Linked DNA regions of Homo sapiens: region 2 is linked to region 1. A link is a loop called in an ENCODE intact Hi-C map of the cell type or tissue named here. Cell type or tissue: K562. All regions are shown on one strand. Each heading gives the region's core, and the rest is flanking DNA. Links, peaks and the distances in the headings are about the cores only. Region 1 overlaps SNX10 (sorting nexin 10). Region 2 has its middle 62 kb from the start of LINC03007.

Region 1 (2,911 bases), core at 127-2,626:
CATTCATTTGGGTAGATCAACTGTGGATAGAAAGGTTGTGTTCAAAACAACGAAGTAATTCCTGGTCAAAAACACATACCCTGCACTTAACCAGCAATATAATTCAGAGGTACGTGCTGCCTTCTGACCTGAAATAAGACTTCCCTACAGAAGACAAGATGCCACAGCTCCCCGAGGACAACATGTCCTACACTAGAGTGACAGGCAATTCTGTAGAATTGTGTGGCAGGGACCACATCTCAAGGGAGAGGCCATCAGCCACCTGGGCCTCATAGAGACAACAATTAAAATCAGAGGCCTCCTCTAGGGGAAAGGGCAGGAAAAACTTGGCCAGGTCTCTGTCCTGCCATGCCTGTGATACCCCCCAAAAATACAATGAAATGTTTTCGGAGGACTTGGCTCTGCTAATCAGTTCTTCTGGTCTCTTGCCATGTTTATTCCTCTGGCTTCTCTTCATTGGCCCACTCTCCCTCAATTTATAATCTTGGATCTTTCTGTATGCCTCTAGGACACCTTCAAAGAAAAGGCACTAAGTCAATCTAATAGAAATAAATATTAATATTAATGTGCATACTTAATATCCAAACCCTTTATGAGAGAGCCAAATGGGGAGGAGGCAGTATATTTATTTCAGGCTAGCTCTAAGGTCCTATTTAGTGAACCCCAAAGGAGATGACTTCAGATCCTGAAACTACTAGAAAAAGAAACAGTTCAGGAGACTGGGTCCTGTCAGTAACTAGTAGTCATATGACTCAGCCTATTTCCTTATCTACAAAATTGGAAATTAGGAAAGCAAAAGCTGTCTCATGTCTAAGTGCATTAAGATAATAACAGCCAACATGAAGATAGCACACACTGCATGCCAGACACTGTCATGAGTGCTTTACAGTCACTAACTTGTCTAATCTTCTCAACAACCCTATGAGGTAGGTACTATGATTACCCCATTTTATAGATGGGAAGACACAGGCAGAGGAGGTAAATGATCTGCCCAAGCCCCCAGCTAGTAAGTGGCAGAGCGAGGATCTGAACTCAGGTAGCCTGGCCTCGGAGTCTAGGTGTAAATCAGCGTGCTATATGGCCTCTAGCATTCTGGGTATTCCAGCATTCCAGAGAGTGGATTGGGGGAGGGAAATCACTGGTAGTGTGAACTCAGGCAGCTTTAACGGCAATACCCACCATCACAGAGTAATCCAGAGTTAATAACTCACTGAGACTGTTCACACGCCACCAAATACTCCTTTATAAACATTCCCTTCAAAGATCAGCGTTAAACTATTAGAGGAACCCAGAAGGATATTAGCAGCCCGTTACTGAGCTGATTTTGGTCTGTAAATTCTAAGCATTGTAAAGAAAGACAGTTTTTAAGAAGTGCCTTTTGATGATTAGGCATATTTGTTTCCTGGCAAATTTTTACTTTTGTCAGCTAAACGCCCAGGTAATTTAGATCTGCTTGACAGCTTAAAGGACCAGATATTTAATTCAATTTGTTCATTGTTTTCTTTCTAGAAGACTTGGTCCCAAATATGTACGAGATGATGTGAGCCACAAGATGGTGCTCTAATATAGGAAATGGGCCACTGGGTTTTGCTCTAGTGCAGATTATTTGCATTTCAGAAACAGGAACACTCTTCCCCACACCACCATGCAGCTCTTGTAAAGCACTTGCTCACACCCCTTGTCTGGCCACAAAAGTTTCTGGACACTCACTTTCTGAGGAAATCTTCCAGACCCTGGCGACGCTGATCCACGTGCTGGCGATTGTTCATGTTGAAAAACAGGTTTTTAGATGGAAGTTCTGGCAGTTGTCTTAGGAGAAAGAAAAAACAATGTTTTTAAATGATTAACTCAAGGTGCTTCTGTTACAGAAATCCCTCAAAGTGAAGGCAAATTATGTATGATGATTATTATCACACAGTTATTCTATAATTATGATTATACATTATATAGTTATATAATAAGGGTATCAGGAAGTCAGCTTAAAGAAAAACCCATCTTTAAACATTTCTGAGGCCTTTCATGGCCTATACCCATCAAAGTTGGTGAAATTTAAGTGATAAATTTTAAATTCAGATGCAGTAGCTAAGAAACTAAAGCTACATATTGTAATCAAGGCAAAAGCCTATAAAAATCCTTCATATCTTATATATCTTAATGAACGTCAATTTTAAATACTGAATATAATGACAAAGTCTCCACAGTATACTCTAAATCACTTACACCAGCAACGCATTACTTTGGAGTCTCTGCCTCAGCCACACGAATTCTCTATATCTTCTTCGTACACAGGATGTTTTCATTGTAAAACACATGCTATTAGTCTGTACAGAGAAAGTAGAAAAATGAGTCTTACCTGAGGAAAAAAATGCATTTCTTGTATCTATAATTCACAATATGATCTCAACATTCACTCTAAATAGGATTTAAACCACCAAACATATATTTATATTTATGCCAGTACTCTGAAATCTTGCACATAACCCAGGAACATAACAGCCCTGAAGACAGCCAGGATGATGGAAATAAGCAGTGTTGCCCCAGGGTGAGGTATGACCTGGCCACTCCCTGCATCCTGAAGGAGCCTCCTACTCACCTATGAGCACTGCTTTCAAGAATAAATCATAAAAAATAAATCCTAACATATAAATGACAGGTAGGAGCTCAGGTTCATCCGTTGCATTTTACCACCATCCACGTAAGCTGGAGGAAACTTTGGGGCTTAGAGACACCTCCTCATGACCCTTTATGAGACATTGCAGAAATCTTCATCTCCTTGACATGGCCACCCTGCAGATCATACAAATCACCAGAAATCCTAGAGAACAGCATTCCCTTCTCTACTGTATGTGAGAGGGAGCGTGTCCGTCCGAGCCAGAGAATGACCGTGGTACGTGGGGATAAACATCTGGCA
Region 2 (2,911 bases), core at 320-2,819, 510 kb after region 1:
TTGACTTTTATTTAGCCAGAAACTAATGAGTTGGGTGCCGACGTTTACTTATATCTCCCTCTGACATCCTAACTGTGGGTGAATTTTCTAGCCCAGCACCAGATCCTTAGTGTCTGCAGGGCAAGAATCTGCACATTTTCACCAGCCCCTGTTTCTAGTGACCAACTTCGCAGGCTGTAGGAAAACTCATCCTACCCAGGCACATATAAGCAAAAAAAGTAGTAACACTTTTTAGTTTAGAATCAACACTTCTGATTCGTTAGTTCAAGTTGAAACCATACGTTTCTTATTTTATTTCACTATCTGGCTTTTTTTTCCTCTTGAAAAAGATCGGAGGGTATCAATAGTAAAACTGAAGTAAGAATTGCTAAAAGTAAAGCAAGAATTTTAGGGGGTACTTTTTTCCCTTAGGTGGTAAGAAGGAAGACCTGAAGGAACGAGTCTTTTAAAAGAGAACCTTAAGTTTCTAAGCACAATCTTGCTCTCTTAATATTTGTCTTCTGCCCTGCAGAAAACGGGGCAAAAAGTGTTTAAACAAATGGAGATGGGACCTGTGGGCTGTCCAGGCGTGGCTTAGGACTCGGGAGCTATCAGCTCCCCTCCCGAATCTCTGCTTCTAAGTCTCTTTTGCAGCCCCCCAGTAAAGGCGGGCCCCAGGTGGGAATTTGGCGATCCCGGCGCGTGGGGACGACTGCGCTGGGGCGCGGGGCGCTCCGGGTGCAAAGGCCCAGGCACAGGGCGGCGGGCGCAGGGGCAACGGTCCCAGGGCGAGGGATGCCGCTGTCCCCAGCTCTCCTGAAACCCACTCCCGGGCGAAAACGTGGGCAGAAGGCGGGAAAACGCCGCAGCCGGCGCTCAGAGCAAGCTTCCAGCAGACGCGGGAAGTTGAGGCTCGGCGCCCCCGCCCCCACCCCAGCGCCCAGTCTCCGCTCCCCTTCAGGGCCTCTTCCGGGCTGAGTCCTGGGAGTGGGTTTCCCCGGCCGCAGTGATTTTGCAAGAGTGCGGCCGGCCGGCTGTAAATCAGCCTTTCTCCACTCCCGGGGGGCAGCCCTCCCGAGCCGGGGCGGGGGCGCGGAGGACGCGGGGGCCGGGCCCATGGCCACCCTAGGCCCTCGGCCGCAGCTGGATCGGCCGCCTCCGGCGAGGCGGCGGGGGTTAAACGCCGTGAATCCATCAATCAAGCGCACCGCCGCCCTCGCGAAACCCGGAGCACCGCCCGCGGGGCCTGCTTTGTGTCTCGCCCGCCCGCCTGCCCGGGGCCTGGGAAGCAGGGTCGGGCCGCTCCAGAGTCCGGGGGGCGCGGCGCATTCCCACGAGGGGCCGGGGCGGCCTGAAGGCTGCTCCACCCAGTCCCACCCTGTAACGGGTTCACTGGGGCCTGGAACACAAATCTCCCAGGCTGCTGGTTTCCTTATTTGATCACTCCTTTGCGTCTTCAACAGAATAAGGCCAACTCATCACACTTTCCCGGCCGCCTGGAGCCCCGAACCCTGTCATCCCCCAAAAGCAGCATGACCAGGGTTGGTGAGATTAGCCATAAACAACCAGATGATGTGACTGGGCAAATCACATCATCTCTCTGTGCCTCAGTTTCTCGTCTGTAGAAAGAGGGGGCTGTTTTAGGATCTCCGCATTTTTTTGTACAGCTCTAATGTTCTTTTGTTTTAGGTGGAGAAGCCTGAACCCTTTTTGCCGGACAAATGTCCCCAAGTTCCCTTTTCTTCCACGTTTATTTTCGTACTGCCGGTTCCTTCCCTCCCCACCCGCGAGTCAGCCCCACTGCGTCCCAGAGAGCAGCTCCAGCCCGCAGGGCAGGACACCTGAGCCTCGGAGCTGAGCCCTGGCCGCGTTTGTCTCGGAGAAACCACCAGGGGGCAATAGAGCCCAAGGATAGAGGAGCAAGGCTCCACAAGGCCTTTCCAAAAGTTTGTCCAATTTGGCGTGAATTCCTTTTTCCAGTTTGTGTGATTTGTAAATTGCGCAGAGTGATTTCAAGATCCCCCGTTTGATCATTAGCGCTAAGGTAGATGGATGCAGCCCGGGGTTCATAAAGAATGAGGCACAAAAGCACTAATGAAGAGCAGGCTAGCGCACCCGCAAGACCTAATGGCAGAACAAAATGGGGCGAACGTGAACAAAGCTCACTTGAAGTGCAAAACTTTGGTTCTAAGGCCATGCATACAGTGGGTTCTCAGGCCATGGGGCAAAAGGCATGGAAACAGTGGGCCGCACGCCGGTGTGTCTTTTCCTAAGTTTTGCAAATATCGGGTTCGTTTTGCGATGGTGAAGTGGGAGGTAGCCCGGGAGGTGAGAGAATGCAGAGGAAATCAGTTAAGAGAGATTCTCCTGATAGGAAGAGGAGGTGGCGAAGGTTTAGGTTAGAGAACCCCAGTTCTTCATGCAGCAGCCACCTTCGCCCATCCTGGGAAGTTTCTGTCTGCCTGTAGAGCAGAGCCGCATCCCTGCCGCTGTCTCCGAGGGCAGTGTCGGATGGTTCTTTCATTTGTTTCCTGAGAATGGTTTACAATATAGATTAGCGGGGCCCCAGAGGAAACTGGGGTTTGCTCACTGCAAACAGCCAAAAGATCTTCAAGAGAGAACGTGTTAGGCTGGAATATCATCTTTTCCCACATGTGCAAGACTCTTGGATTGTGTTTGCTTTCAAAATCCATAAATGTTTTTATTAAACTATATCTTTCTTGTGGCCCCTGCGCACACAAAGTACTTGCAGCATATGTAAACGCTTCCATTTTGGTTCTCCTTCAGGAAAATTTTGTAACTCCGCAGTAAATATTTGCTCTGGGGTGAACCTTGGCAAGCGATAAACTCCAAAATCTGGTTTCACTGTACGTGTTTGTGTGCACATGTGTATGTTTTAACAGTATGTATATATTGGAAAATTTGCGGGAGA

Evidence for each region. Hi-C counts contacts between places; a loop is a spot of excess contacts. Peaks named below come from ENCODE experiments on the same cell type or tissue, not always from the same donor. Only the 100,000 strongest peaks of a DNase experiment are listed, where the experiment ranks them.
Region 2: it touches region 1 in a loop (3-fold over the local background); 8 of 110 quality-filtered maps call a loop at or near these places.

What each region holds. Positions count from the first base shown.
Region 1 is chr7:26,363,945-26,366,855 of GRCh38, reverse strand. It overlaps SNX10 (sorting nexin 10), which reads right to left. Exons shown (of 7, transcript NM_013322.3): 4 at 2,221-2,321; 5 at 1,711-1,809. Among named protein-coding and RNA genes, the nearest start is that of LINC02981, 33 kb to the left of the region's middle. In K562, for the core only: a CTCF peak has its summit at 1,555 (motif pointing right); a DNase peak (open chromatin) is centred at 1,575.
Region 2 is chr7:25,850,754-25,853,664 of GRCh38, reverse strand. No RefSeq gene overlaps it. Among named protein-coding and RNA genes, the nearest start is that of LINC03007, 62 kb to the right of the region's middle. RefSeq lists a silencer at 1,817-1,866. In K562, for the core only: a CTCF peak has its summit at 1,874 (motif pointing right); a DNase peak (open chromatin) is centred at 1,854; H3K4me3 peaks cover 673 bases.